2 separate regions of the Mus musculus genome follow, and region 2 is linked to region 1. Evidence: chromatin loops called from intact Hi-C (ENCODE). Cell type or tissue: heart. All regions are shown on one strand. Each heading gives the region's core, and the rest is flanking DNA. Links, peaks and the distances in the headings are about the cores only.

Region 1 (15,845 bases), core at 4,763-12,762:
GAAATAAGAGTATAATTCCAATAACAGGGTTCAATGTGGTACATCATGACAAAAAAAAGCATATCCCAGGAAATGAATGATAGCTTAAAATTTACAGATTTAAACTAATTTTTATTTCAGTGGAAATATAAAGAAGAAAAAAATTTTAAATGTTCTAAATAAGTATATTTGAAATATTAATAAAAATCAAAATATATTTTTAGTTTCTCTGACACAGGGTCTCACCATGTAGTCCAGTCTGGCCTTGAGCTCAAAATCCTCCTATCTCAGTCTCCTGAGAGCTAGGATTACAGGCATCTGTCATCATGCCCGATTGACTGTTTAAAAATACTTTCGTCAAACTATTAGTACAAGAGACAATCCATAACCCAAGAAAAGGAATCTACTAAGATATAAAAGCAAAGTTCACTATCAAACTTCTAACAGGATTACTCCTAAAGTGAGACAAAATACAAAGTTAATCTTCTTCAGTTTCCAGGAGCTTTGACTAGTACTCCATCAAAAGTAAATAAATTACTTAAGGGCTGTAAACAAAGAAATTAAATTAGCATTGGGTATAAATAAATCACACACATACACAGAAGAACACCAGGCATTGTGGGACATGCAAGTGGATTTCTGAGTTCAAGGCTAGCATGGTCTAGAGAAAGTTCCAGGACAGCCAGGGCTACACAGAGAATCCCTGTTTTATAAAACAAACGAAACAGAAAATTCATTCACACCATGTGTGAAATTCGGTCTGTTTCAAAAGTAGCATTGCAGATCACTGGGAAAAGGGTGATAATAAATGGTAATTGCACAGTTAGGCATTTTTTAAAAAATTCTAAAAGCAAACCTCTACCTCACAATGCATATAAAAATCAATTCCAAGTAAAATATAAAAGCCAAATATTTCACCTTTTTAAAAAGAAAAGTCTGTCTTATAACTTTCAAATTACACAGATTCCTCAAAAAAGGCCCAATAGCCACAAATCATAAAAAAAAAAATGGATGAATTTGGCTACATTAAAATTAAACATCTATTCATCATAGCAACATTTTTAAACTAATGATAATAATAATTTTAATAATCGTGGGATAAAAGTAGAATCAAAAATATGTAAAGAACTCCAAAAAAGGCACAAGGGCACAAATCAGGCAATAAATAGATAAATGATATAAGATTACAATTTTTAGGGGAAAAAAATCCAAGTAGAGAAAAAAAAAAAGGGAGATGGGGTGGTAAAAATCATCACTCACTAGTAATCAGGGAAATACAAATCAAAACTGTGAGATATTTCAGACCTACCTGATTGGCAGCACTATTATCTAAAGATTAAAGAATGCCCGAGGCTGGGAATCAAGCTTTTGGAAAGTAATTGACACCAACAACAGGGGCTGCGGCCCATGGTCTCAGTGGTGTGCACGAGGACAACTGTCTTCCAGGGGCCCAGCACAGAGCAAAGGTGAGCCGATGGAGCATGGCACTCTGCAAGCAGAGGCTGAGCCAGCTGCAAGGACTCCGGAGACAGAGAGGAATTCAGGTCACACAACACTGCCTCACATACCCACATCCTGTTTGGGAATAAAAGCAGGCATCACAATCATGTTGACTTGGGGCAAACTCCCAAACAGCAGGAATCACCTCGTTTTCTAAGGCCAATCTCACTATGTGACTTTCTCCTGAAACTTGACAGCTAAGAATACACAAAACGGTCCCAGGCTACATCAGTTTCCTGACCCTGCTGCCGCCGCAGCCGATCTCCACAAGCATGTTAGCTTAAAACATCACCCTTGGTTACCCTACAGTTCTGGAGGTCAGCAGACAGAGTCGTGTCCCACTAGACTAAAATCTAGGACTGGGCTCCTTTCTGAGACCCTTCCTCTTCTTTCCTTTTTCAGGGGCTGCTACATTCCTTGGCATATCCTACTTTGCCCTCAAAGCTAGTGATGTAATCTAAAGCCCTCACCTCACATCACTCTAACACTGACTCTTGTGTTTCCCTCTTCCACTTTTAAGGATGCTTGTGACAACCCAGGATCACCTCCCTATTTTAAAACCAACGGATGAGCCACCTTTTTCTGTCTGCTACCCAATTCCCCTGCCAAGCAACACAACACATCACAGGCTTTGGCATGAGGGCATAGTGTCCGGAAGCCATCATTCTCCTTACCACACAGCCCATCCCTAACTCACCAAACATACACACACACACACACACACACACACACACACACACACACACACCCCAGAATCCCAACTCCTTGGGAATACCCATACACATACCCTCCCACTTCCATATCAACGCTGTCTTCCAGTCACACTAACCTCCTCATCTTTTTCTAATCAACTTATTCCATCTGTGCCCAGACATTTACAACTCATCCTTTAAGGCTTAGCCCAAAGGCTGCTTCCCTCTCTGAAACCTTTGGATTTTCCAAGCTTATCGCCCCTCAGCATACCCAGCAGGCTGCTCATCCCAACAGCATCACAGTGTAGCCACGTGCAGCCACCTGTTTACAATTTACATGCTCTTCCTCAGTACCAATGAGGGACCCTCTATGACAAGAACTGTTTCACTCCCACAACAAGCTCCCAAATCACAACACAGGATTTAGCAAGAATATGCGTCCTTGTTTTAAGTTTCTCAGAGTACTCCTGAAACCTGGATGAAAAGGGAATCCCATAAGAAACACAAAAGAAACACCATAAGAAACTTAGGACCAGACAACCAGTTCAGGTAATTATTCCAAAACCCAAAACCATCTTCTCAGCTTGATGCTGATGATGAGCAACCTTTCTTTACCTGGTACCCAACCGCCCTGGCAAGCACCATAACACACGACACTTACCACTGTGTGAAAAACTGTATACAAGTGACACCTATCATTTCTTACTGCTAACCTATGCAACAATTCTAAAAGAAACCAACAAAATTATCCACAAGAGAAATAAAGACTTTATCCGGTATGGTTTACATTCCTCAAAGTTACACACACAACATTAGATGTTGCTCACCATGAAGTGAATGCTTGACAGTCACCAAGACTCACGTTCTCAGCCTCTCTCCAGGGAAGGCTGAGAGAGGTGTGAGGGTGTTACAAGTGGCACTGTTTAGGGACACGCTGCCCTGAGAACAAATACCTGTACATATTGCAATCAAGGGCCCTTTTTTGTTTGATGTTAGTTATTAAGAAGACACACACTTGTTTAATTTTAATGCTCATTACTTGACATCCCTAGCCCAAAACTCCCCACCTGGAGAGAAAAAAAAAATCACTTAAAAATGAGAGACAATTGTTTGTTAAATGGAACCTATTATTCAAGTCCAGCAAAGCTATCCTGCCTAATTTTTCTTTAATAATGTGAATTCTGAAATTATTTTAAATACAATTCCAAAACCCATTCTCATGGAACAGAAAGTTTGAAGGAAACCAGGGATATGGGGGTGGGGGGGGACACACACGACTGGTTCAGTACCATGGACAGCGGACCCACAACTTGTCAGAGTCCTCACTATGGAGGCTAAAGGCTGCCCCAAAATCTACAGCCTTTCAGCAAATACTTAGAGTGAGGCAATTTCAATGTGTGAGCAGGTGTTTTTATTATATTCCAAAGCACTCGTCTCCTTCACCAAGGGTATATACAACATACATCTACCAATTTCCTTCAGACATCTCATTTACAATAAAGCTCTGAGGTTTCTGTGCACACAGAAATGACTTTGCCCCGGACACACTGGTATAGATCCAGAACTCACAGAAACAGATACAAAATCCAACCTCTATTGTCTGAACCGTTCCAAGGACCTGATGGAACTTTTACAATTTACACGCGCAGCAGGCTCTCCGGTATCCACCAAGGCGGAAAGGACAGCCTCTTTAAAACAGCTAACATGGCCTGGTTCAGCGGTACATGCCTACAGTCCCATCATTTGGAAGGCTGAGATAGGAAGAAGATCTCAAGTTTCAAGCATGTCTAACCTGTGTCGCATTGGCCATATGAAGCCAAGAATAGCCATAAATGTGGCTCAACAAACTTTAAAATTACAAACTTTAGAATATTATACAATTTTTTTAGGATTATTTTGTAACTCAATCGTGAAATTATTGAGCGCGAAAAACTTTATAGATGATAATGCTGTCTCACAGTGACGTGCTTGGAACTTAGGCAGATTTCTGAGTTCAAGGCCAGCCTCGTCTACAAAGTGAGTTCCAGGACAGCCAGGGCTATACAGAGAAACCCTGCCTGGAAAAAAAAAAAAAACAAACCTGAAAAACTCATCATAAATCTATGCGAATTTTCTTCTACCTACAAAAGAACATTACTGGGGCAACACCAGCTCTGAATTCCAGACATAGTGTCTGACCCTTTCCATTCTAAAGACCCTGTTTCTAACAAACTTATTTGACTACTGAGTGAGTCTGTCTTCGCACATGTGCACACAGACAAGGCAAAGTACTCCTGTGAGGAGAGAGATGGTGGCCAGAGGACAACTTTCAGGAATCAAGTCACTCTTTCCACCAAGGGCTCCAGGGACTAAACTCAGATCATGAGGCATACAAAGCAAATGCTTTTACATGCCACGCTGTCGCACCAGCCTGGAAACTTCTTTTCCCAAGCTTTACAATACTAAGCTCTGACTGTGTGCATGAAGTTATATAAATTCCAAAGTGTGTGCACTGAACAAGCATCGTGTTAATATTGGTACCTACACACAAGCAAGAGAGGCTTTGGAGAGAAGGGAAGGCCTCAGCTGAACTTGTAGCTAGAAGATGGAGCTTGCTGAAGGACCTCAAGTCTCAAGACCACACGTGGAGATCCTCCAGCCTTTCTTAAGTTCCAGCCATCTCCAGAGAATACTGATGTACACACACCCCTCTCTGGAGCAAAATGGTCGTATCAGATGTTAGATAATGAACTGTCTTTGTTGTGGGGACTGGGGGTCTGTTCTCCGCAGAGACACAGCCTGCAGTTTTTCTGGAACTGAAATCACAATTAAGTCCAAAGAAGAGAAATGGGCCACAAGTTTGCATCAGAACGGGAACTAAATTTCAGGAAGGCTGTATTAGAGAAATGGGCTCAGAGGGAGAGTATGGATGCTAGCTCTGCAGTCTGGCCTCCAAGGGTCTTTCTCCAAAGCCCTGCCACCCAGAATGCCTTTTGGTGAGGCACTAAAAACCCTTCTCGCCGGTCGTGGTAGAGGCAGAGGCAGGCGATTTCTGAGTTCGAGGCCAGCCTGATCTACAAAATGAGTTCCAGGACAGCCAGGGTTATACAGAGAAACCCTGTCTTGAAAAACCAAAAAAAAAAAAAAAAAACCCTTCTCAACCTACAGTGCCATCGGTTCGCATACAAAGCTAATGAGATTTAAAAGTCCGTAGTGCTGCAAAGAAAAGTAAAAAGGAAATAGCCAATCCTGGGGCCCACCTTCCATTAACTTAAAATTCTCCTATACTAACAACATAGTGCAGAATAAGAAGCCAGACAACTTCACACTTCTACTAAACAAAACACTTTGGGGACAATAAGAAACAGTTCTGGAACACACCTCTTTCCCAAAACAGAAAATACGGCCATCAGAGAGAGAGAGAGAGAGAGAGAGAGAGAGAGAGAGAGAGAGAGAGAGAGAGAGAGAGAGATTGAGAACCGGCGCCTGTCTAGTCTACCTGTTCAGGCTCTAATGAATGGTGCGGGGAAAACCTGAGGAGAACTGAGAGGAAAGAAGAAAACAGAAGACCACGGTGGAGGGGAGAGGAGAAAAGGCCGCACCCTGCCCTCGCCCCACATCCATCCTCTGGGCTTCCTTTTTTTTTCCTCCCCAGCTCGTCTCAATCACAAGACATCCGTCTAAGCCTTGCAAGTCCCAGTGAGATCACAGCTATTGTGTGTTGACCCGAAAGCCTGCAGCGTAATGTGCCCACTAACAACTTCTGAATTTAGGGAGGGAGTAAAGAGGCCTGGGTTTTCCTGAGTGGCTCTACCCCGACCCCCGACGTAGGCCAGGGCCAGTTACCGTCAGACTTTCACAAGGACCCTAGGCCGTGCCTGAATCCAAGAACAGGCAAGACCATGCAGAGCTGGAGAGTGAGCCCCTCACTGGAAACTTCTGTCTAGGACCCTGTTCTGGCCCCAGCTCCAAGCCCAAGGGGCTATCAAGAACTACTCTATTCCGGGAGCCCGACCCTCGGCCCCACACTTCCCCACCCACCCACCCACCTCTTTCTCCCTCTCTCTAAGTAATTCCTGCCTCAGCCTAGGACCCCGGTCACAGCCTGGGAAGCTGCTTCCCTTGACCCTTTGCTCAGCCTGATACACATGCCTCTGGGATTCCCATCTTCAGTCCTCCGACCATCGCTTTGGCCTGGGATACCCCCACCCTGCTTTAAGCCTGGGACTCTGCACTAAGCCCTGGAACCTCAGCCTTGAGCCCTCAGAGCTCGGTACTCAGTCCTAGATCCCCGCCCTCAGCCTAGGACCTTGGTCTTGGCCTGGGACCCCTACCTTCAGCCCGGGACCCCCGCCCTCAACCTGGTACCCCCTATTCTCTCCCAGGACCTCCGCCCTCAGCCTGGGACCCTCACCTCAGCCTGGAATCCTCGCCTCAGCTTGGGACCCTCGCCTCAGCCTAGGATCCCGGCCCTAGTACTGAGATCGCCAACCTCAACCCTTCCCCCAGGATCCCCAACACCCCAGCTCGAATGAAGTTTTCTGACTGCGAACTGTCCGGTCCTCTGGCCTTTGGAGGGGTCTCGGCCGGCCTGGGACGCGGCATGCGAGCTACCTCCGCGCTGGACCCCCCCACACACACTTCAACCCGCCGCCACTCACTCACCTGCCCCGCCGCGGACAGGGAGGCCGCGGACCAGGTAGAGCCTATGCTGCCGGTCGGGTGGGGCAGAGGAGGCGTACACGGCGCGACGCGAAGCCCGATGCGACCCAGCGGCGGCCGCGGCGTCTCCTAGCTCAGGCGACGGTAAGCAGCGCCTCGAGCTCTGGCCGAAGCACTGCGCGCGGCGAGGACCCGCCCCCTCCGTGCAACCAGCCACTCCTGCGCAGCCCGCCGCCTCTGGCCCCGCCCCCGCTCAAGGGCAGGGCCTGAGAAAGCGGGCGCCGGGAGCCAATGGAGCTGCGAAACGGTGACCATCACAGCCAATCAGGGCACGGAAAGCTCTCCGGCTAGAAGCCGTTTAGCGTCGAAGGGCGGTTAGGGTTGGGCGGGGCCCCACTCTGGGGCTGGGAGGAGGCGGGGCTTCTGGAAAGGTTAGTCAACTGGCGGGGGCGGGGACAGTACGGGGCGGGGCCAGGGCCGGGCCTGGGGCGGGGCCTCCAGAAGGCTAGAGGGAAGGGAGTGGATGCTTGGTTGTGAGATGGCTGCGGGGCCTGCATCCTCTGCAAGTGTTTGGCACACGCAGCTAGCGGGAGACTGCAGACACCCAGTCTCGCACGCGCTGATATTCTAGGGAGGTCAGTTGGACCCACAGCCTTCGCGACTATGTGGGCCTGATCCGTTGACCGCAGCCCTTCGCGGGTGCCCCTCTCTGCTTGGAAGCCTTTGAAAGCCAACACAGCCCAGACTGTAGAACTTGTGTTTAGGTTCTGGGCCTGCACACCTGTCCACAAGCGATTCAAAGCCGATGGAAGAACTGGCTGTGGTAGTGGCTGTGGGAAAACATGTCATGTTGTTGTTGTTGTTGTTGTTATCTTTTGTGCACCTTTCCTCAGAGGTGTCCTGCTCTATTTTGTGTCAATTAACTATCGTTTTCATCGGACTAAACTTCCTTCATCTGATTGCTCTCTATTAGCTTAGGCTTATTCCTTTCTGCACACCACGAAGGTAAAGGAACCAGGCCAACTTGTAATTCCAGTACTGATAGAAGCTGCGAGTCCTGGGAACTCTGCCTTCCATCAGTACCTAGATACCCAGGAGCCCAGGGTCATCCTTCCTGGCTTCCTGAAGCAACCTGAACCAGCCAGAGAAGGCCTCTTTGGACTTGGAAATCAAGCTTTGCCCTTCATAGGTGGAGAGAGTGATCCACATGTTTACCTCCAGACTTTCGAGAAGCATCTCTGGGAAACAGAGTTGCTTCTTTGTTGTCATATGAACAGACGGGTGAGCAGAGAAGTGGGTTGAGGGTGACATTCTAGCTGAGATGACAAAACTCATCCCGCCCTGAGCCTCAAACCCACCAATGACTCACTTCGGTGCCAATAACGATATATCATACATGCAAAGGGGTGTATACATAGCTCTGTCCCCTCATCCCTCCACCTGTTACAATCACGATCTCTATGGTAGAGTCAGGAAGACTCCGTAGGTCTGAAACCTCACCATAGTAACCAAGTAGCTCTTGGGAATGCCCAGAGTCCTGTGAGTATGATGTCCTGGAATCCACTCTGAAGGGAAAAGTCCTGGTCCCCTGTAGCAGACATATACAGTAGTCACTTGGGATCGATGAGTCAGAAAGGAGTGTGCTCTTATTTGTCTTCAAACATAACCTGTGTGATTCAATGACAACCTCTGAAAAGAAAGGGCCTGGGTCCGGGCAAGCAGGAGCTGTCAAAAGCCTTACCCAGCAGCTAAGTGCAGCTGCAGCAAATCACGAACCTTTACCTGGAGAATCTAGAGAGCATATGGACAGCCTTATCGCACATTACTACACCTTAGCCCTGTGCTATGGTAGAGAGGAGGGCGGAAATTTGGAGGAGGGCATGTCAGGTAGCATGCTAGGAGTCCCTGAGACAAGGACTTCCCCTAGGAGACGAACACAAGGGATTGACATTGAACCCAGCAGCAGTACCCAGACCTAAACCAGGACTTGAACTAAGATCCAAAGTGTCTCCAGGATCAGCTCGGGCCATCGGCCTCCTGGGCTCTGCACAGTGGCTCCGGAGGCTGGAGCTGCATTAGGCTCTGTCGAAGCACCCCCCCCCTCCAGATTACAGGTTGCCAGCCTCCTACTCTACTCTCCAGGAGCCGTGGGGTTTGGGGGGAGGGCTCAGCTGCCTACATCTCCTCCTGGAAGACACACTTAGTCATTAGGAGAGTAATGATAGTGTTTTCAAGGCAGTGTGTTGGACCCTAACAACTTTCAATTATTTCCAGTTCCTGCCAACCCTGGGAAGAGAAAAAGCGGTTCATCTCGGAGCCCCACCCTTGACACGAGAGACAATTGAGTAGGCTCTTCCTTCCATATCCCAGCAGATCTTTGAGAGCTAGGGCAGGCAGCCCCGCCCCTTGGCTGTGTGGCAGCTGCTTGACCCATTACCCTCCCTCCACACGTCCCGCATCCCCTCCGAATGCAGGCTTCCTGCCTTCCATTAGCACTACCAGTAGCTGTCAGCGTGGTCCTTCCCAGGAGAAGTGCACCCGGGGGCTTGCATTTATAAATAACTCCATGGTATCTTGTTGGGGTGTGGAGAGTGGGGAGCAAAGGAACCTTGTAATTATCATCTGCTTACTGTGATGTCAGACCAAGCCCTAGGAAGTCTCTGAGCACTTGGTCCTCCAGATTGCCGCACATGTCCCTGCCACCAGAGAGCTGGGGGACCACAGTTTCCAAAGGCTGGGACATCTGGAGGGGTGGATGTGGAGGCCCCCTTTAGCTCCACATTAGATGGCGCAAAGTGCCGGTAAAATAGTTACACACAGAAAGCAGTCAAGACGGTAATTAATGTCAATTCCTCTGAGACAAGCAGGCCTCCCCCTCCCCCCTCCCCCCTGGTGGAACACAGCCCAAGCCCACACCAGCTCAACAGCTGCAGCCCCTCCTGTTCCTGTTCAGGCTGTCAGAGCTACGGGTGGGCAGAGAGCAGAGGGACAAAGTGTGGGGCAGGACCTGAAGTGGCCTCTGCTGACCTTCAGCTGGACTCCACTTCCTTGCTGAGCCTTCCTGGAGCAAAGGACCCGCCCGACCATCAGAACCACCCTCTGCACTAGGCCAGGAACAGGAGCAGACACCTCACCTAGTGGAAAACCAGAGAAGCTGTACATCTAAGCCCCTCTTGCTGAGGGGCGCATCTCTAGCTGTTTCTACTACTAACTCCTTCCCTTCACCAAGAGAGCTGCTGTGCTCTCTCTCTCAAAAAAAAAACCTGCCTGAGCTAAGCAGGCTGCTCTTAGAGAACTCTGGGAGCCGGGAGGGTGTATAGGGAAAATCAAAAGACAAGAAGCCAGTGCTGTATTGGATAGCCTGTTAAAGAACTACAATCACCAGCAGCATCATAATCACAAGCATCACCACCATCACCATCATCAAGACTGAGTCCTAGACCTACCTTGTTTAACTTAACCTGGTTAGTCCTGAATCTGATTGTTACTGAGTGGGCCAATTAAGGGGCTCTCTTCTCTCATCTTGCCTCACTGCCCAGTGTGAGAGGCAACAGCCACATGCGACAGCCACATGCTGCCCTCACTTGACAGGATCCTGTCCTTGTGACCGGGGATGGAGTGCTACAGAGGCTGCTCTCACTGAGGGGCCCCCAGCAACATGAATTGAAGCCACATTCACCCAGAGACCTCCAGGGGAAAGGCAGAGAGAGCCTCCAGTTCTCACAGACACAATCTTCTCTCACAGCTGGTGTCGTAGCTTGTGTCTCCCTCCTTCCAGGGCATGGTTCTGTGAAAGTTGGTGCTTTCTGCATCCTGAGAAGGCTCTGGTCACCTTTTACCTTCCCGTATTCCTCCGGCCCCAGTCCTAGAGGAATCCACAGTGAGCACAAGGACTGGGGACCAGCACTGCATTACTGCCTGCAAGTGGCTGTGCTTTGCTGGATGTTTCTTCTACAGGCAGGGAAAGAGTATCAGGGTCAGGAACATGGGTCCAGCCAAGCAGGAAACCTTACAGGGTGAGGAAAAAAATGGCTGGCCATCGGTGACTCGCGTGCAGCTTCCAACACCCAATTGTGAGAAGGACCTGGGTAGCACAACTCGCTGTCCCCAGTGGATGACAGCTAGTGCTGTCTTCCGGCTCTCGGCACTCATTCCCAGAGAAAAGTGAATCAGCAGCCTGCCTTGAAGTAGTTCCTCTGAAACAGAGACTTCTTAGGCCTTGGAACCTGCATCACTGCTGGAGAGAGACAGAGACAAAGAGAGGCAGAGGCAAGCAAAGACAGACAGACAGACTTCCTCACTGCAGTCAAGCAGTTCCAGTCTCCTCCTTTTTATAAGCAAGGTTTCTTATGTGTTTGTGTAAATGGGAGAAAAGCCGAGTCTCCGTGCATGCCATGTGGAAGCAGAGCCCCCCCCCGGGGTCAGTGGGGCTTTATTTCGGGAAGACTTTCAGTGCAAAGGCAGCCAAACACCCCTCCCCTTCTCTGTGCCTCAACTGATGCCATTAAGACTAAAATTAGAACCACTCTCTGTTTTAGTCATGAGCCCCGTGGCACCCACCATCCTCCCCCTCCCCTCCCCGCCCCAAACGTCCACTAGGTAATTAGAAAGATACCGGAAGGGAAACGCGATGTTTCAGACTCCAGATCCTGAGGAGAGGCTGAGCGGACCAGAGAGGGCAAGAGCCACGCGTGACCCCGGTTTACCTGCACGCAATTAAGGGTCAGAACAGACTTTCACTCTCGCGTGCTGCTTTTTAAAATTAGAGGCCTCTTAGACTTCAACTGATGTGACTGTCTCTAAGATCCACGGAGGATTTAAACACGTAGGACTATTCAGACGATCCCTATAATAGAAAGAAGCTGGCTGGGAAGAGGTCCAGCCCTACCAAGACTTTACCAATTTTTCTCGGTAAGTGTGGGTACAAGCTACTTCTTCATAATCAATGGTCTCCAGAGGTTTAAGGTGAAAGTTCAACAATATGAATGACGAAAAAAATAAGCCTTGAAAAGGGAAAGTTACACGCAGGGTACACAGGCCGCACAGGGCGAACAGGCCACGCTAGGAAGGAACACATTGGGAGCCTAGGGGGCCTTCCCTTTCTCTCCCAATTACAATTTCCATCACCATGATCCTGGGTCCAGCAAGTCCATGCCTTCAGGATCCTGACCTAGCCAATAGGAACTTGTCTGACCCCCATCGACGAGGCTAGGCAACAAAGCAAACCATTAAGAGATCTACAGGCAGGCTGGAGAGAGAGATGGCTCGGTGGTTAAGATCTTGCACTGACTGCCCTTCCAGAGGTCCTGAGTTCAATTCCCAGCAACCACATGGTGACTCACAAACCATCTGTAATGGGATCCGATGCCTTCTTCTGGTGCGTCTGAAGACAGTGATGGTGTGCTCACATATACAAAATAAATCTACAGGCTTTCACCCTGGTTCCCTTCCTGGACTCACATCTGAAGAAAATGCCATAGGGAAGCTTCCTCCTCCATAGTGACAGTGGCGATCACGTGACATCCACCACGGCCTCCAGCTCCTCAAGGACTTGAGCAGCACCAGAGACCCTAGAACCCTAGACTTATAGCCTCGCGTCCCACTGCTGCTGACCCCTACTCAGTTCCTAAAGAGATAAGCGGCAGAGGAGGCACTTATCTTCAGCTTTCTATTCCCAGGCCTCAATGCCATCTGCTGCAGCTCAGAACCGGGGTCGGAGTCCCTCCAGAGGGCGTGCATGTGCGCACGCATACGCATGCGCACATGCACGTACAGACCGCTAGACAACCACCTGGCCAGTTTGTGTCCTCAGCACCTTCCACTACTCTTCCACTCTTTGATAACTCCAACCCCCTCTATCTCAGGTCCCAGAAAGATCAGTGACACTAGCTCCTCAGGCAGTAAGATAGATAAGGGGCACCTGCCTTTCCCTGGGGCACTAACAAGGTACAAAGCATTGTTAAAACATTGCTAAAAATCTATTAAGATCAGTAGCCATGATGGTACACACTTTTAATCCCAACATTTAAGAGGCAAAGCCAGGTAGATCTCTGCGAGTTCAAGACCAGCCTGGTCTAACTTGCAAGGTCCTGACCAGCCAAGACTACATAGTGAGACCATATCTCAGGGTGAGAAATAAGATCATTTTTAATGCTTAAGCTTATGTCATATGCACTCCTATTGAAATATATTTTCCTGTAAATAAGCAAAGATGATGGAGATAGGCAATTTGACTCCATAGTTAGCAGCTATTGGTCTCTCCCTTATTCCCTTTTGCAAAATAAGGAACAGTCTCGCAGCCAGTCAGATTACCCATATGCCAACACCAGCCATCTTAAACATCCTGCAGAGGCCTTGACACAACTTTACAACAATCACAGCTGATTGCCAAGGCGATGTAACCTCTTCCCAGGCTGTCTGAAACAATGTATGCCCCATCTTTTTGCTACCACAACCCTACATCATTCTGCAAGCATTCCTACCTTTAAAAAAACAAAAACCAAAACCAAGAACTGATCCCTGGTTCTCTATTAGAGGGATCTCTGCAACCTCTACAAGCCAGGCTGTGATTGGCCAAAACCAAACGCATCCAGGACTGTGATTGGTGCCAAACAGCAAGACGTTGATTGGTCCAAACACAAGCTGGCTAGCTCTAAAAAACAAGGTTGTGATTGGTCCACAGCTGTGATAGGTCCACCTCCAGCTTTATAAGCAGGCTTCTCCAGCTCCCTGAATGTGCTGGGAAATACTCCCTTTGCTGTCTCTCACAATATGTTGCATTAAACCCAATAAAAGACTTTATCAAATTCTTCTTCCTGTCTGCTTTCAGAAACGTGGACTGAGCTGGAAGCCTAAAGAAGTGGGAAGAAAAAAAAAAAAAATGGTGGAGACGGCGGTGATCAAGCCAAAGAGCGAAGCTACAGAAGGAGCAAGGCACCTGATAGTTTGACAGTTGAGAAGGTAGCCGCCCCTGCCACACGCCCAGCTAAACCACCATTCAAATACAAAGACCAAGAATGTGTTACAGACCGCTCTGAAGTGACCCTGAAAGTGGCAACCCAAGGAAAAGGAGCTGAGGCCCAAAGGATGATGTGGTTTCAGAAGCCGCAGGGTGAGCTTTCCAACCGTGACTTAGTGTGTGTCCACGTTCGTGTGTTTGTGTGCATGTGTAGTGCCCTGTGTAGATGCATGTGGACAGTAGAGGTCTTTTTCAATCCCTTTATGTCTTATTGGTTTTTTTTTTTTTTTTTTTAATTAACTTACTGCGTGTATCTGGGCGGTGTATGGGCACAGGGGCCATGGACCTGTGGGGATCTGAGGACAGTTTGTGTGGAGCCAGTTCTTTCTTCCCTTCTACCTTTATGCTGGTTCCGAGGATCATGTGGCGGCTCGCCCCTTAGCCATATCACCTTATATCTCGGGTATACCAGTATACCCGAGATATAAGATACAATTTGCAAAACACATGAAACTGAAGAAGAATGAAGACCAAAGTGTGGACACTTTGCCCCTTCTTAGAATTGGAAACAATCACCCATGGAAGGAGTTACAGAGACAAAGTTTGGAGCTGAGACAAAAGGATGGACCATCTAGAGACTGCCATATCCAGGGATCCATCCCATAATTAGCCTCCAAACGATGACATCATTGCATACACTAGCAAGCGTTGGCTGAAAGGACCCTGATATAGTTGTCTCTTGTGAGACTAGGCCGGGGCCTAGCAAACACATAAGTGGATGCTCACAGTCAGCTATTGGATGGAGCACAGGGCCCCCAATGGAGGAGCTAGAGAAAGTATCCAAGGAGCTAAAGAGATCTGCAACCCTGTAGGTGCAACAACATTATGAACTAACCAGTACCCCGGAGCTCTTGACTCTAGCTGCATATGTATCAAAAGATGGCCTAGACGGCCATCACTGGAAAGAGAAACACATTGGACACGCAAACTTTATATGCCCCAGTACAGGGTAATGCCAGAGCCAAAACCTGGGAATGGGTGGGTAGGGAAGTGGGGGGGAGGGTATGGGGGACTTTTGGGATAGCATTCTAAATGTAATTGAGGAAAATACATAATAATAAAAAATATTTTAAAAAAAAGAACCATATCACCAACTTTCCGCCTTATTTCTTTTCTATTATTTATTTTCATTTTATTTTATTCTATGTATTTGCCTACACCATGTGCATTCCTGGTACCCACAGAGGCCAGAAGAGGGAAGTCAGACTCCCTGGGAACTGGAGCCAGCCTCCGTGTGGATGCTGCAACCGGATCACCGGTCTTTTGGAAGAGCTGACTCCAGCCACCCTCTGCCTTATTTTTGAGACAGGTCTCTTCACTGAACCTGGGAGGTTACCAATCCAGATAGGCTTCCTGGTCACAGAGTCAAGGGACGCTCCTGTCCTCATTTCCCAAACAATGGGATCATGGACATACAGTTTCACACCAAATTTTTTTGCATAGGTACCAGGGATTTGAACTCCAGTCCTCCGGCTCATAGGCAAGCACTCTACCGACTTAGCCATCGCCCTAACACCAGCTTTGCTCCTTCGAAACTGATTACATCTTGTGTCTGGTCAGAGCAGTGCAAAGCTGACACAACATGCAAGTCATTTACAGGGTTCCCTGCATAAATCCCTTCAGACTGTATGAGTGTGAACAGCCGCCGGCAGCTAAGCAAGCAGTGACTGGTATGGAGAATTTGAAAGGAAGCATGACGGTTGAGGCTGGGCTGCAGGATGAATCCACAGAACTTCTCTTCAACCTCTGCTTGGGAGAGCCCAACAGTGCTAACTGACTAGAGCTCCTCACTGTCTGGAGGTGGGCCTGTGTCTACTCCTTAGGGCCACAGACTGTCCCTCCCTGCAGATGATCTAGATCTCTCCACTTCCCATGCCAGCCCTATCCTTTCCAAAGGGCTGACCTGCCTAGCCAAGCCTCTCCACCACTCCTCAGAAACAGCCCACCTCCAGCCAGCCACAGGCCAGGGGAGGGGCTACTCAGTCTTTGGATAGTGTGCTTGCTCAGTTGCCAGG
Region 2 (15,845 bases), core at 4,872-12,871, 130 kb before region 1:
CAAAAAAAAATATTGAGGGACATATCTAATAGTAATCTGAATTCTACACAAATATACATGTATGTGTACTTGCACATACCATGAAAATGCATGCACATGCAGGCACACACACACACATTAAACAAAGTAAGAGTCAGATATGGCTTTTTCCACCTGTCATTTCCGCACTAAGAGAGCCAATGCAGGAGGATCATAAGTTCAAGGCTATCCTACAATACATAGCAAGACCTTCATTCACAAAACCCTGGGTCTGCTCTCCAATCCTACACAAAGAGATCCTCTATTAACCATTGCAGCATTAGCTTGTATTCGTCTTCATCCCATCCCCACCCTGAATCACACTGGCACGATGTGGCGATTAAAAGCACACAGCCTACTTGTTCCCACACTGAGAACAGGCGCTGTGGGAGGGGACTGGAACCTTTAAGTGAGTGAGTGAAGTACAGAGAAGGAAGCTGAAGCTGAAGCCACAAGCGGTGAACACCACAGGGCCCTGCTCAGGTGTCCTGCCGGAACTATGCAACATCCCAAGAGTCACAGTGAAACCTCTGAGAGAGAATCCAGCCCAGGGAACCCTTGTCCCCGGCATCACAAGTGCCATTCCCCAGAGGAGGCCTCATCTAGAGACCCCCTCAAAAGTGACTCACTAGTGTTCCAGGTTTAGTGACAAGCATTCTGAAGACAGTGATGTGCCAACACTAAAATGGGTGTCTGGAGGAGAAAGCACCCAAACAGCAGCATCTCCCAGGTCCCTGTCCAAGGCCCTCAGAATTCTAGAAGCAAGGGCAGTTTTTCTCAAATCGGCATTGAGAATTCTCCTGTCAATCAACATGGGGCAAGAAAAAGACCATAAAGATTCTGTCCTGATGTTACAGTGAAGTGGTCAGAGCCATTTGCCATGAAGGAACAATAAAACTTGCAGGGGAAAGAAGGGGAGCACTGTGGGGCTCTTGTAGCAATGGTGGTGGTGGCCACAGCGCAGATGGCAGAAGCGTGGGCAGCCCACACACAACTCCAGAAGCAAGGCCAAGAGTGAGGGCAGACGGCTTCAGGACCAACTCCTGGGCCTCCAGTTGGGAAATGATGGACATGAGAACTAACAGTCATGGACGGAGGTGCTTCAGAGGAGCTGGGGCAATGGAGGATGAAGGCGCTCAGAGCATGTTGGAGAGCTAAATCGAGTGCGAGAGAGCAGAACAGAGTTTACTTCAGAAACAAGGGAGCTAAGACAGTGCAAGGCATCAGGTGTTCATCTCCTTTCCAGGTATCCCACTCAGGGTGTTTGCTTTTTGTTTGTTTGCTTATGATTTATTTTATGTGCATGAGTGTTTTGCCTGTATGTGCGTCACATGCATGCAGTACCTGCAGAGGCCAGAAGAGGGTATCCAATCCCCTGGAACTGAAGTTTCAAATGGTTGTGAGCCACAGTGTGGGTACTGGGAATTTATCGATGTCCTCTGCAAGAGCAACAAGTGCTCTTAACTACCAAGCCACCTAGCCCCTTGCAGTTTTGCTTTTGTTTAAAGCTGCATTTTGCTGTCCAGCAGGAAGGGATATTTTCTATAGCACATGTCTCCATCAGACATTTGGCCTTGTTAGTGCGGACACCATAACCCTTTAGGGTAGATAGGAAACAAGGCACAGAGTATCTCTTGGGGTAAATGACCTTCTCGACGTGACGCTCATTACACTTTGGAGAAGAAACAAAGGTTTCACTCATGGCAAAACTCACACCCACCACAAAGCAGGACACTGGGCTGAAAATACTTGAGAGTGAACCTGAGTCTCTAATGAAACTGTGTGTACTTTTCTCTTCATTTCTCCGTAAACAACACAGTACAACTACTTATAGGGTATTGCACATTTCGAGCGATTCAGAGATGATTTAACATATGTGATAGATGTGACCGTGATATGTAGTATGAAGTTACTCTCTGAACTTCCGTGTCCATGTGGGTAGGGTGAAGGGGTGGGTCTTAGAACCAATGTCCTAGACATGTTGATATAAATATGTCAGATATAAAAATAAATCTTGAGAACTAAAGGATTATAAAAGGAAAGGATATAAAAGATATATAGCAGACTATAAAAGGAGAAACTATAGACAACATACCACATATTAAAAAGATATACAACAAAGAGGACTATGCTAAGTACAGGCTCAGTTCTGAGGGATGGGATATCCCTCAGTTATATCAGAAGACACATGCACAGGCTTCCCTGCCTAGTCAAAGTTCCAGGTTAGGTCTGCAGAGCTATGCTCTCTATGGGAGACCCAAAGACTTTACAAAAATAAAAGCTAAGCACAAGGAGCAGGCAAAAGTCCATCATCGTGATACACAGGAGGGAAGGGACAGGGCCATAATGTGGTCTCCAAGCCTGAGTGAGACCCAGCAGGTACCTCCTCCCCCAGAGACTTCACTCCCAATGAAGTTGTTTGGTGATGAACATATAGCAATTAAGTAGCAGAGAGGCAGTTATATGACACAGAAGCTTCAGCTGCAAGAAAAGGCAGCATAAACACAGAAGATCTGAGCAAGGGTCATGGTCAACCCTTCCGCCAGGCAATGAGGGGTCAATAGTGAATAGGCAGGGACATTGACAGGTCAGAGGAGACAGGGAGGATGGAATACCAACTGGGCCGGAGACTGCAAAGGCATCTTAGCACATTTGAAATGTCCACCCAAAACCCAACTTACTGTAGGTCACAGAGATCAACCCTGGTACGATTTATATGAATAGAAAAGGGAGGTATCGTAGCCGGGTGGTGGTAGCGCACACCTTTAATCCCAGCACTTGGGAGGCAGAGGCAGGCGGATTTTTGAGTTTGAGGCCAGCCTGGTCTACAAAGTGAGTTCCAGGACAGCCAGGGCTATACAGAGAAACCCTGTCTCGGGAAAAAAAAAAAAAAGGAGAGAAAGAAAGAGAGAGAGAGAGAGAGAGAGAGAGAGAGAGAGAGAGAGAGAGAGACAGAGAGACAGAGAGACAGAGAGACAGAGAAAAGAAAAAAGAAGGGAAGGGGAGGGGAGGGGAGGGGAGGGGAGGGGAGGGGAGGGGAGGTATCAGAGGGCAGTGCTATTTTGACACAATGTGCTAAAACGGCTGCATTTGAGTTTATAACTCAAAGTTGCTCGGGCATACTTTGGTCAGTTCTGCCTATCTTTTTACTTAGGATCTTAGAGACTTGTGGCCAGCTTGAATCTTCTTTATGAAGAGCTCCCCACCTTAGGAAGCCCTGTGGTGGAAGAGTGCACGTTTCAGCTTTCTGGTGCCATTGGTGTTCTTAACCAGTTCTAGATTAAAACACAGTAGCGAAATAGTAAGATGTAGTGGCTAAAACTTAAGACGTGGAGCTGAATAGCTTTAACCAAAGGACAGTTTGCATCACATGAAGAGCATTCAGGAAAAGATTCATTAAATTAGCCAGCAAGAAGTAGTAGTGTGAGCCACAGAATCATTCCTCCTATGTTACTCAAAGGCCTGGAGACCCAGCGCTTGTACAGCTGAATAGGAGACAATGAAAGTCCAGGAAGCCAGCTTGGCTGTCCCTTCTCTTCACAATGGGAATGCCAATGGGGAGGGGACAGAGGTCAAATGATAAATTAGCTCCCTTGCTTGTCTCCTTGTCTGCTGCTTTGAGGCCTGCTGGGAACAACAGCAGCAACCATTCTGACTGTCTGGCTGATCAGGCTACCATAGGCAATAATATCAGTCTCAGAGGGTGAAGAGACCAAGTATGTCACACTGTCCTTGGGGGCATGGCAGCCACAGTTAACACCCTCAGGTGCTTTGTGAGTATACAGACTGTGCCATGAGGAATAAACCAATCAGGACGTGGTGCGCGCCCAGATGCCTGAGGTCTGGAAGCATCTAGCCAGGCTCAGGGGCAAGCCAAGTATCCAAGGGAAACAGGAGTACTTCCTGTTGGTCAGTCCTTGTTCCCTGCAGCCCATCCAGGCAATCAGCAAAAAGCAGAGCTGAGGAGCTCATCTGAACACACTAAGAAACCAGGAGAAAGGGGTCCGAGCAGAATGGAGCCACATGGACAAAATGGCCACTCACAACTCTTCACTAATGGGTTAGCGGCCATTACGTCGGCCATCAACATGGCCTCTGCTTGGCCATTACACAGGCCATCAGCTCGATCTTTGCTTGCTTCACTGTACAAAGCCCTACTTTCATTCAGCTTTAAAATTAATGTTTGTATCTTTTGCAGAAAAGTACAAAACAGTAACGGACAATAAAGAAAAATGTTACACACTAACAAAGAAAAATTCCTAATCATTTGGTATCCTTCCTCAAGGGGCATAAGTGGTGGGGGTGGCTGCCTTGCTGGCCATGGCTTGGCATTTTGTCTCCACTTGCTGGATAGAGACAGTCTCTTAGTGCACCACACGTTGGGAGGCTAGCATCTGAGGTGGCCTGCAAGACTGCCCACATGAGCACCAAGTGGCTGTTTTAGTGAAGATCAATTTGGTCACATTAGTTTCTTCTCCTGCTGCTGGATGCCCTTGCTCAATGGCCTGTCACTGAAGAGAATCTCAGAACCGTGGCCCACCTTGGAACATAGTATGGTTGCAAAATTTAAGGTTGGCTTCCTCTTAGCATGATGCTTTTAAAAAAGCCTGTATAACAAAGTACTCAGGGTAAAAAAACAAAACAAAACTGTGATAGTCTTTAGAAAATTCTGCTACTTCTATGCCAATTTGAGGAAGGCTTTCAATGACTAATCCTATCATGTACACATGAATGTGTGTGTGTGTGTGGGTGTGCGTGTGCGTGTAATTTCTCTCACGTACACAGAGTCACTTTTATAAATGGGTAATAACTACACAGTGAAACTTGACAGTGTTGACAAATTTGTTAAAATAGAAAATAAAACCTCTCAAAGAGTTTGCAACTTTCCCCTTATCTCTGCAGAGAACTCTGTTCTCTGTAGCCTTGAGGGCCACAGACTTGAGGACAGGAAACACAGATGGGAGGGGGTAACCTGCATCCTTCCTCATCAGGAAAGTGGAGCTTACACCTCACCATAGTTCTTTTAGCTGTGTGACTGGGGTCCATGGTAGGGTTTGCAGGGCCAAACAAACATCAGGCACCAAAAGTATCTAGGAGCTATGACGTGGATACCAATAGGATGAGACCAGAGGGCTGCAGTGAGCACACCCTTGGTACCATCATTCTGTCATAGTGCCTGTGAAGGCCCCCAGGAATGCTGGAATTATTATACTGGGCAAGGACTCATGAGGCTGGGTTTCTAAACAGTCAATTTGGCAAGCCTTGGGACATGGCCACAGCCTTGGTGAGCCAGGGTTAGGTCATTAGACCAGCCTTGCTACAAAGCCTTCAGAAGACCTTTTTTTAAAATGGGGCCAGGAAGGATGGACATCAAGGAGAGCAGGATGGACTCCAGAGGAAAACAGCTGCTGCTGCTGCAGAGGCTGGGTAGGGATGCCTGCACTGGGGTACTATAGAGAGGCTGCTGCTGAGCTGGGGAGCTGCCTGGGCCAGGAGAGGGGAGAAGGTGAGGGCTGCTTATTTGTATATAACAGGAACAAAGCAGAGGCTGAGTCCATTCCTTTGATTCCTCTCCCATTGGGGAAAAAGCCTAATTCTGAATTATGTTCAGCATCATGTTAGCTGATGCCATTATCTTGATTAATTCCCCAACTACTTACTGGTAAGGATTCTCTCTCATTAAGAGTATGTCTTCCATAAATAACAAAAGACAAGTACTTTATTAGAGAAGAGTCCGCTATTTCACGGTTTGGGCAGAGAGGGACAAACTGAGCAAGCCTTTTGGCTGTCCCAGGATGGCCTGCTCCTCTAACTCGGGAAACTGTTCAGAGAATAGCTCCTCAATCATTAAAAGTCCATTTAAAGGATAGGTGGAGAACACATGAACATACATACATTCATGCATGCATATACATGCATATATACAAGTTTTATACATTACACACACGCACACACACACACACCATGGTGCAGCCTTTCCAGCATCATATTCTCTAAGACTCACTTAGGACTCCTGTCTCCCTGTAAATGAGCTTACTGTTCATAAGTTCAGCTTCTGTCTTTATATATAGTATACCAATACGGCTTGGTGCCATCAGAGGCTTCTGTCAAGCTGTGTGTTCAAGAGCTTTCTAGAGAGGGGCTCTAGAGGCAGAGAAGGGAGCCAGAACTCCTCTAAGGAGTCAGCACGCATGATACTTAGGCCTGCAGGGCCCAGATGTGCAGCCCGGGGTGTGCATCTGCTCAGATGCTGCTGTGCTGCGGCTATGGGTGTGACGGAGTGGTCACTGTCTCAGCACAGACCTCATCTAAATCAGGATACAGGTCATAGGACCTCCGTGGGGGCCCTGGAAACATCAGGTGAAGGTAGCCTCCTGTTGCCCAGGGCTCAGGATGGTACCTGCAGCTACTGGCTCACATTCTTTGAGAAAATCTCTTGAAACACTGGGGTCCAAAGATGCGGGCAGGGCACTGGGCTGTGGCTGTAAGGTTGGCAGGCAAGAGCTAAAGCTGTTGCCAGTTACCATAACCTGGTGAAACAGGGTCTGGACCACCACCTTCCAGTTTGCAGAAAGTTAAAGCAGGCTTCCCCTTTGTTATGTGTGGCAAACAGAGCAGCTTCTAGGACAGGCAGGAGGGTGAATTTCACACTGCAAAGGCCTAGGGCATCTGAGCTGGCAGAGAGGGTCATCAGCAGGCACCAAAGCAACAAGAATTTTCTGGAGTTTCTTTTCGTACATGGGTTTTTAGTGAGGAAGCACTGTAAGACGCACATGTAGCTTCAGGTGGCCTGGCTGCTTACTATGAATGTCTAGCAAACTATCTGATGCTTTCAGCATGCCAGGTTTGACTGTATACTGCAAAAAGCCCAGAGATAATCTCAAGTGTGGAGGAAATGTGGACAGGCTGGTGAGAAAGGGGCTCACGGGGCGAGAGCTATGGTAGGAAGGTCATGGCTGGCCAGAAGCTGAGGTGGTAAATTAGGCACAACTCACAAGCTCTGAGCAAAGATATGTGTGGCCTTCTTTCTCCCTAGGAACCCCGAAATGTTTTCCATCTCAGAATAGAATATGAAGATCCACAACCTCATCCCATGTCCCCTTGCCCCAGAGTCTACCCACAGGCTGGAAGAAAAGGTGGGGCCAAATAAGCACAGGCAGCCATATTCCTTGGATCTGCCTACCACGCATGGCACATTTGGAATCAACACAACTTGGCCATACAGTCTAATGATGAAGCCCTTCCCATCCCAGTTCACGGAGGGGCTCTTCCATTATAAGGGAACCAGCAACCAGCTGGCTTTACCCACTACCTCTGGATTTTCCCAGCCATGCCTGGGTGGGAGTCTCAACAGGACGAGATGCTCAGGGAGTAGAAGTGCTTGTGTGGTTATGGGGGTACCTGCTGGCAGTAATGAGTCCTGAGGGGACTCAGAAAAGGGCAGCAAGCACAGGGCTGCAGACCCCAGCATGTGTGAGACCAGGGACCAATGATGAGCCTGGGCCATGTGGCCATGAGGGTCTTTGTGAGCCAGCCTTGGTAGGAGAATTTCAAGAGCTGCGTCCTATGAGCTATGAATAATGACTGGTCCTTTTACAACAGACGATGATTTCCAGCAGAAGCCATCCAAGGAACGAACTTTAACTGAGCAAACTTTCCTCTTGCTTACTCCAGGGACGAGGTCTAGCTTAGAGCGCAGCAAAGAGAGGAGGAAGCCTGTTCAGGGACACAACTAACGAAGCACACACTGAAGAAGCAATTCTACCTCAGAAACATGAAAAACTCAAGCCGGCAGAGATGTAGCTTCAGGCATGCTAGCTCTGACCATGAGCTGATGGATGAAATATACTAAGGGCTCTCTACACAGCTCACAGCCGTAGGCCCGATCTGTGCCCTGCACGTGAGGGTGCTAACCCCAGATGCAGCCCCAGCCTCCCCAAAGAAGGCTGGCTACTGTAGTCTGGGTGCTGTGGTCAGCAGGACTTCCATACTTAACAACTCCAGAAACACATGCTCATAACCCTTGCTGATGAAGCGCAAACTATAAAAATACCAGGAGTCATTGCGTATGTGGAATCAGTGCCACTAGGTGGCAGCAGAGCACCATGGCCTGCTCACGCACAGCAATCTCCCTTTCCTCAAAGTCAAAACTATGCCCTGGGCTTTGGCTACAGCCCAGCACTGAGCCCTCACAGCACCTGCCTCTATAATTCTAATGTGAACAGGAATCACCCACATTCCCATACTTTATCGCCCACAGCTATTTCTAGCTCCCAGGGCAGAAGTGAACCACGCTACAGAACTGAAACTGTTTCCTTCCAGGCTAGTCTAGAAAGTGTGTGCTGGCCTAATTCATCTCAACAAGGTGTCACAGTGTTTGCGTGACTTCAGTCAGTGCCCATGGCCTGTTACCACTTTCCCGGATCAATGACGCCTTTCTGTGACACCATTCACTTTCACTGTAGGCAGCACCAAGGCCCAGTCTTGCTATTTGGGTGGGGGTGGGGTTCCAAAGCATCAAAGACCGAAGTGGCAAAATGGAATGTGGAATAGTGGGTACAGTTTTCTGATAGTCAGCCCTGCCTGGGTCAGCAGGGTATGTTGTCCCTGTGGCCGTGGTACCCTCAAGGCTTAGACATTTATGACAATGACTGCTGGAAATGTATGGTTCAGGCTGTAGGTCCAAGATGCTTGCTGAGCAAAGCCCACAATTGAAAGGGGAACTGAGAGGGATTCTGGGTTCCATGGAAGAAGATCTTACAATGTGTAAGGAACATTCTCTCAGTCCTTGCCTAAAGGGGCCTAAAGCAGAAAGCAGAAAGCAGTCAATGTTGGTCTGCAGCGACTGCTAGACGCCCATTTCAGGGGACCTAAACACGATCATGAACCCCAACTGATGTGACCAGTGGAACTCTTGCCCCAGGCTGCTTCACAAGGCCATGGTGCTGTCATGTAACAGCTGGACATTTCCACCCACAAATAATCATAACACTGGGGTGGAGACACTTGCCAGGCACCAGAACCACGCACTTTGGTTTCTTCCTTGGTCTTGGACAGGAAAGGTCAGGTAGGATCTCTGAGGACCACACCCACTCCAGACAAATAGCCCCTGGAAGAACCGCAGCGTCAGCCTGCCGTTGGGGACTTAAAGTCACAGAGACAAGGGAACTTAACCCCTTGACAAGCCCACGCTATTTCTACTGTAAATGGATGGACAGGTCAATGACACACCCATCCACCCAGCCAACATCCAAGTGCCGGTGCCATTGGAAGCACTGAGCCAGATGCAGTCTCTGCTGTGTCAGTACGGGTGAGAAAGTGCATGCATGGGTCAGCCTCTTGGCCTCACCAGTGAACAACATCCAGAACAGTCTCTCTTCGTGGGAAAACTAACAAAATCATGGCCTCCCTCGGAGATAAGGGAGCCCTCCTTGCTGTCCCAGTACAGTGTTCAGGAAATATGATTGCTTTTGTTAATTTTGTTGTTGTTGTTTGTTTTTTGTTTTTTTTTTTTTTCCGAGACAGGGTTTCTCTGTGTAGCCCAGGCTGTCCTGGAACTCACTTTGTAGACCAGGCTGTCCTTGAACTCAGAAATCTGCCTGCCTCTGCCTCCCAAGTGCTGGGATTAATGGTGTGTACCACCACTGCCCAGCTGCTTTTGTTAATTTCTGATAGACTCCCCCGTCTCTTTTTCTCCTCCCTCCCTCCCTCCCTCCCTCCCTCCCTCCCTCCCTCCCTCCCTCCCTCCCTCCCTCTCTTCCTTTCTGAGACAGATTTTCTCTGTGTAGTTCTGGCTCCCCAGGAACTCGCTCTGTAGAGCAGGCTAGCTTCAAACTCAGAGATCCACCTGCCACTGCCTCCTGAGTGCTGAGATTAAAGTTGTGCGCCACCACCACTCGCTGTCTTTAACAGACTTTCAAAGATTAGTTTTGGCCTCACAAGAGACTGGTACCCATGTATCCTCTTATACACTCACAGCCCCTCCATTATCAACACCTCCCACCAGAGGACCCTTGCTATCACCAACTATGATATATCGTTCCCTTTGGAAATACATTCTCCATCAGGATTTATGCCTGTTGTATATTATTCAACTTCGGGAGAAGGTATAATGATGTGTACCCACGATTGCAGTACCACATAGACTAATTTCACGGCACTAAAAACATCTCCGTAATCTGCGCACGCATCCTTCCCAACCTCAACCTCTTGGCAATCACTCACATTTGTTCTGTGTCTGTAGCTGTGCTTTTTCTAAAACAGCACGCGGTTGGATCATACAGTTCTTGGCATATTCTTTCACTCGGTACTAAGTATGATTTCTTCATGTCTTTGAATGATTGGCAGCTCAGTTCTCTCTAACACTGAAAAACGAACCATATCGTCTGAATGTACCATAGTTCCCTATGGCTTCACTCATTGAATTCACTCTTGTTGCATTTACACTTTTGGCCGTTATGAGTGAGGCTGCTGCACATCCATGTACAGACTTCTGGACGGGCATAGCTTAGCTCATGTGCAGACTTCTGGATGGGCATACCTTAGCTCATGTACAGATTTCTGGACGGGCATAACTTAGCTCATGTACAGACTTCTGGACGGGCATAGCTTAGCTCATGTACAGACTTCTAGACGGGCATAACTTAGCTCATTTGGGTTGATATCCAGGAGCCTAATGGTAGCGTTGTAAAATACAATTGCCATTTGCAAGAAACTCTTCTTCATAAGTGACAAATAATAAAGTCTTCCTTCATAAATGACTATGAAATTTTGTTTCTCACTGTGGAGAACAGAGGAAGGGAGACAGGAAGAAGGATGGGGAAGGAGAGAGAGAGGAAGAGAGAATGAATGAATGAATGAATGAATGAATGAATGAATATGAATTCTCAGTGCTCCATACTTCTGCCAATGTGTGATATTGTCAATGTTATGTACTTTGGCTATTCTGGTAGCTGTGTAGTGATATCTCATTTTAATTTAATTTAATTTCCCTAATGAGATATAATGTGGGAAATCTCTTTCATATATTGGCTACATAAGTATCCTTTCTGGTGCAGTAACTGAATTGAAGAAGTTTTCCCTGTGTTTTCCGTCATAGTCCTGTAACAGCCATTTTTTTATAAATATTTCAGTCCGGGGCTCAGTTTTTCACTCTCCTAACAGAATCATATTCTATAAAGCAGAAAACTTCTACCAAAATTAACCACTTCTTTCCCCCCATAAATTGATACTTTAACATCCTCTCAGGAAAACTAAAAGCCATCTTGATTTTCTCCTATATGTTCCAGTTTAGTTTTGTGTTTTACATTAGGTCCATTTTGAGTTGCTGTCTTTTGGACGGAGGGGCCTGTAGATGCCAGAGTTTCCCAGCTGCTGTCTTGCCTAAGTGCACCAAAGATCAGCTGACTATATCCATGTGACTTACTGCTGAGATCTTCTCAGTTATGAACTTGTCTATTCTTTTACCAACACAATTATTATCATCATTACTGTAGTTTAAAGTCTTTAATTCCATTTATTGATTAGTGTGTGTGCACACACACGAGTGTGGAAATGTGTACACACTCATATCAAGGCACATATGCATAGGTCAGAAAACTTGTGGGAATTACATCTCTCCTCTCTCCATGTGGGTCCTGGTGATTGAACTCTGGTCATCAGGCTTGGTAGCGACCTCTGTTGAGCCTGGGGGTGGGCGATCTCTCCATTGACCCTGGTGGTGATCTCTTTCTGCTGAGCTCTGTCATCACGTTTTAGAGAATGTTTTGAAGTCAGTAACATCATTTTGCTGTGTTCCTCTTTCCTCCACTGGACTGCTCTGGGTCAGTTCTTTCCCTAAATAAACTTCAGAACCACTTTGTCAGTGTCCAAAATAGAACTACTAAACATATTTATTTTATTGGGGTGACTCTACATCAAGTCATGACAAAGTGACATTATCACAATATTGAATCCAATCCTTGAATATGGAATATCTTTCCATGTAGTTAATTTTTCTTTGATTCAGTTATCAGTTTTTTCTAACAGTTGGCCACATATAGATTTTGTGTGTAGTGTATGCATGTGTGTGTGTTTGCTTAAGTATTGGGGGGTCCTGCTAAAGTGGTATTAGATTCTAATTTCAATTCTGCTTGTTTATTACTAGCATATAGTACTTTGACTTATTTTTGCATATTAATCTTATATCTCAAACTCTTTCTATAATGATCTCTTAGCTTTGTGACTTTTGGGTAGTTTTTGTCTGCTTACAATTTTTAATCTTAAATGTCCGCCTGAGGCCTGGATGCCAAAGGCTAGACTGGCAGCCTGTGGTTCTACTGGGAGGTGTCGGAAGCTTTAGGAAGTGCTTGCTACCTAGTAAAAAGATGTTAGCTCACTGCAAGTGTGCCCTTCAAGATAACTGGAACCTGGTCTGCTCTCCTCTCCCCTCTCTGTCAGACAGCCTAATTTTCTTCTCTAAGAAGTCACCTTGTTTTCAATCTTTCCTTATACTTTACTGATTCATATCACTGTGATTTAATTTTCATCTAGTTCAAAACATTTCTGAATTTCACTTTCTCATTCCCTCTCTCTAAAGACCTTCTAACATCACTTAAAAGGCAGGAGGGAGGGTCGTGTGGTTCGGAACAAGAGCCACTCTGACCCAGTGAGCCCTCTTTGCTGCCAGGCCCTTTCCTCCTCCCTTCCGGCCCACGGTCACTTTGTGGAACAATAATGTGGGCGCAGGGAGTGCTTGCTACTGGAAATGCTTAGAGCAAGAGCTGTTTTCTAGCTTGAGTTCTGAACTGGAGGGTCATCAAAATAAATTCTAGACAGAGATAAAAATGAAAAATAATATGTAACTACAAATGTCATTTGCATTGGCGACTTTGCCGGCTGCTATGATAAATTACCCTGATAAAGAAGAGAGGGCTTAAGGGACAAAGAAGTCTACTTTGGCTAATAATTAAAGGCACAGGCCATCATGCTGGGAAAGTACGGGTGGCTGGCTACACTGAATCCTCAGTCCGGAAGCAGAGAGTGACAGCTGCCAGTGTCCAACTAGCTTTTTTCTTGTCCATGCAGTCTAGACCTAAGTGCAGGGAATGGTCCTGCCAATTTCGGGGTGGGACTTCCCACCTCAATTGACCAAGATAATCTCTCACAAGCAAGGCTGGAGGCTAAGCTAATCCAGCCTGTTCCACGCAGACCTGTCCAAAGGCTTGTCTCCTAGGAGATCCTAGATCCTGTTGGGTTGGTAAGCCTTATTAACTTCCGCAATAGTCAATGTTTCTAGAGCACTACAATGAACAAACCCCCTATATATCTTGATCAAAAGTAAGAACTCATAAATGGAAAGCGCTCCCTGGAAATTACCTTCTAACCTGTGACTTTCTCAAAAAGGAACTGGCTGTGCTCACAAATATAAAACTCTCAAAAGATGAGCAGCAAGGAAATTCAGGGATCCTAGAGCAGGCATCATCTGTATGAGAAGGATGCTGGTTACAGTGGCATCTAAGAAGCAGATGGCAATGCCAACACAGATCCTTGGAGGACAGAGCCTGCCTGAAACCCTGGGTCAACAGACAGGAGTAGAACCTGGCACAGATGCACTCTGGGAGGCAGTGACCAGACCTGGGACCATGGCCATTGGAGGCTTGCTCTGCAGAGAACCTCCCACTCCTCCTCCCACTGCCAATCCTGTGACTCAATTCCTCTCAGTTCGGGCTCTTCATTCTAAATGGGGATCATGAAATATCCACCTTTCAGGGCTGCAGGAAGTACTCTATAATTTGCAAAATGGTACACAAATAGATAAATTTTCCTCACACAATCCTAAAGTAAAAATAGGAGACAAGAGAGGCATGGGAGTGCGTTTACTATCTTAATAGCGAATGATTCCAGGATGCCACTGTCTGCTGGCAGAGGGGAAAAGAACGGAAGGTATTTGTGGTGCACTCTCGATAACACGCCTCACAACCTGACCTCTGTTTCTCTTCTTCAGATTGTGGGGTCCCCATGGCAGCCCAAGCTCTCTTCCTTGCCACAGTTCATAACCACTTGAAGAAGCCCAGATATCAGCGATGAGTCCCTCCCTCATCTATGTGAATCTGTCACACCAGCACTGTGACCATATCTTTACCTGGCCTTCCTTCTCCTGCTGGTTATCAGATGGGTCACACTTACTCTGAACAGGGTTGACACCTATTGAAGAAAAATTATCCCAGGGACATTGTCCCTGAAGACATGAAGGAGGTTTTCTTGATGTCTCTTCATGCCATCTTGCCAGCTCTTCTCTAGGCCTCCTAGTTTCTAAATGCACAGGGAAGGCAGAGGGAGCTGCCCATCCTACATGCAGGCAAGATCAGATGCAGGGATGAGGTACACCCTACCTGGCCAAGGTCATGTCAAGAGCATTGGTGTTTGCTTCAACTGCAGACAAAAGGGGAAACAAGTCACATCCTCTTCAAGCACTCCTAGCTCTACATTGACCGACCTTTAGAGCTGAGAGAACTCACTTCTAATCTTGGCCACACCTTCCGCTAGAAGCCTATCAGAGGACACAGAAGAAGGAAGCCTTTGCTCTGCCTGCTTGCTCTTGCCTTGCTAGCAAGTCCATTCCTTCACTGGCATTATCGCCTACTGGCTCAGGGTTCCAGTGTATATTGAAGACCAGCTGAGGCATCTAGCCTCATGGAGTGAACTACTGGATTCTTGAAGCTTGCACTGATAGACAGCCATTGTTGAACTAGCTAGACCACAGCCTGTAAGACATTCTAATAAATCCCCTTTATCTATATCTATACCTATACCTATACCTATACCTATACCTATACCTATACCTATACCTATACTCTATCTACCTACCTACCTATCTATAGATGATAGGTGGAATAAGACTCATTTTGTAAGTTCTGTGACTCCAGTGTCCACTACTGGCTGGTCTGTCTGAAGTTAAGGGTTAAGGATCTAGGGGATTCAGAAGGAAAGACTCGGACCCCACTGTTATCTTCCTATAGTCCAGTTCCAAATTCTTCTTTGATACTACTACCACCCATCCAGAATGCTCAAATTAGTTTCCTTCCATTGATCTACCTTGGATAGAGGGAGCATTTAGCTTCCCATGCATGCAAATAAAAGGTCACAATTATGCCTTTCTTGATGGGAGCCAAACCCCTAGTAGGGGACACCCTTAGGCTGTGCATTCTCAGATGGGCACAGGCCAAAACTGAGGCAGGTGTCCCAAGACTACAGTATGATGATGTCCCATGTGGCCACCACGGTGCCAGGATAAGGATGACCAAGGCACAGATATATAAGGAATACCTTGGCACAGATACCATTGTGGGAGGGGAGATGCAAACTACTTCCCCACAATAGGGCTGTGTATCACCACAGGGTCAAGACATGACAATCTTTGCTGGCGGTATCTGACATCCTTTGTTAACCTTCACTGGCAATTTGATGGAGTTTAGAATTACTTGGGAGATATTTATCTGGGCATGTTTTTCAGGGTGACTTAAGGAGGTTTAACTAAGAAGGAAGGATCTAGCCTGAAAGTGGGTGGTGTCATCCCATAGGCTAGCGTTCCCAGACAGAAGAAAAGACAAGAAAAAGAAGGGGGGGGGAAAGGGAGGGAGGGAGGGAGAGAGGAAGGAAGAAATAAAGGAAGAAAGGAGAGAGAGAGACAGAGAGAGAGGAAGGAAGGAAGGAAGGAAGGGAGGGAGGGAGGGAGGAAGGGAGGAAGGGAGAGAGGAAGGAAAGAGAGAGAGAGACAGAGAGAGACAGAGACAGAGAGAGAGACAGAGAGAGAGAGAGAAGTCATGAGGAGCAAGCCAACAAGCAAG

Evidence for each region. Peaks named below come from ENCODE experiments on the same cell type or tissue, not always from the same donor. Only the 100,000 strongest peaks of a DNase experiment are listed, where the experiment ranks them.
Region 2: it touches region 1 in a loop (2.5-fold over the local background); 5 of 42 quality-filtered maps call a loop at or near these places.

Annotation. Positions count from the first base shown.
Region 1 is chr10:76,954,933-76,970,777 of GRCm38, forward strand. It overlaps Pcbp3 (poly(rC) binding protein 3), which reads right to left and starts at 7,015. Exons shown (of 16, transcript NM_021568.2): 1 at 6,816-7,015. It overlaps Gm35664 (a long non-coding RNA gene), which reads left to right and starts at 7,209. Exons shown (of 2, transcript XR_380584.1): 1 at 7,209-7,243; 2 at 7,444-7,670. It overlaps Gm35721 (predicted gene, 35721), which reads right to left. Exons shown (of 5, transcript NR_168652.1): 4 at 11,428-11,518; 5 at 10,160-11,049. In heart, for the core only: a CTCF peak has its summit at 6,976; DNase peaks (open chromatin) are centred at 6,389, 7,089, 9,249 and 9,809; H3K4me3 peaks cover 2,388 bases; H3K27ac peaks cover 3,245 bases; H3K27me3 peaks cover 585 bases.
Region 2 is chr10:76,827,767-76,843,611 of GRCm38, forward strand. The region is part of intron 2 of Pcbp3 (poly(rC) binding protein 3); the gene reads right to left. Among named protein-coding and RNA genes, the nearest start is that of Col6a1, 110 kb to the left of the region's middle. In heart, for the core only: no CTCF peak of the experiment used is centred there; a DNase peak (open chromatin) is centred at 8,095.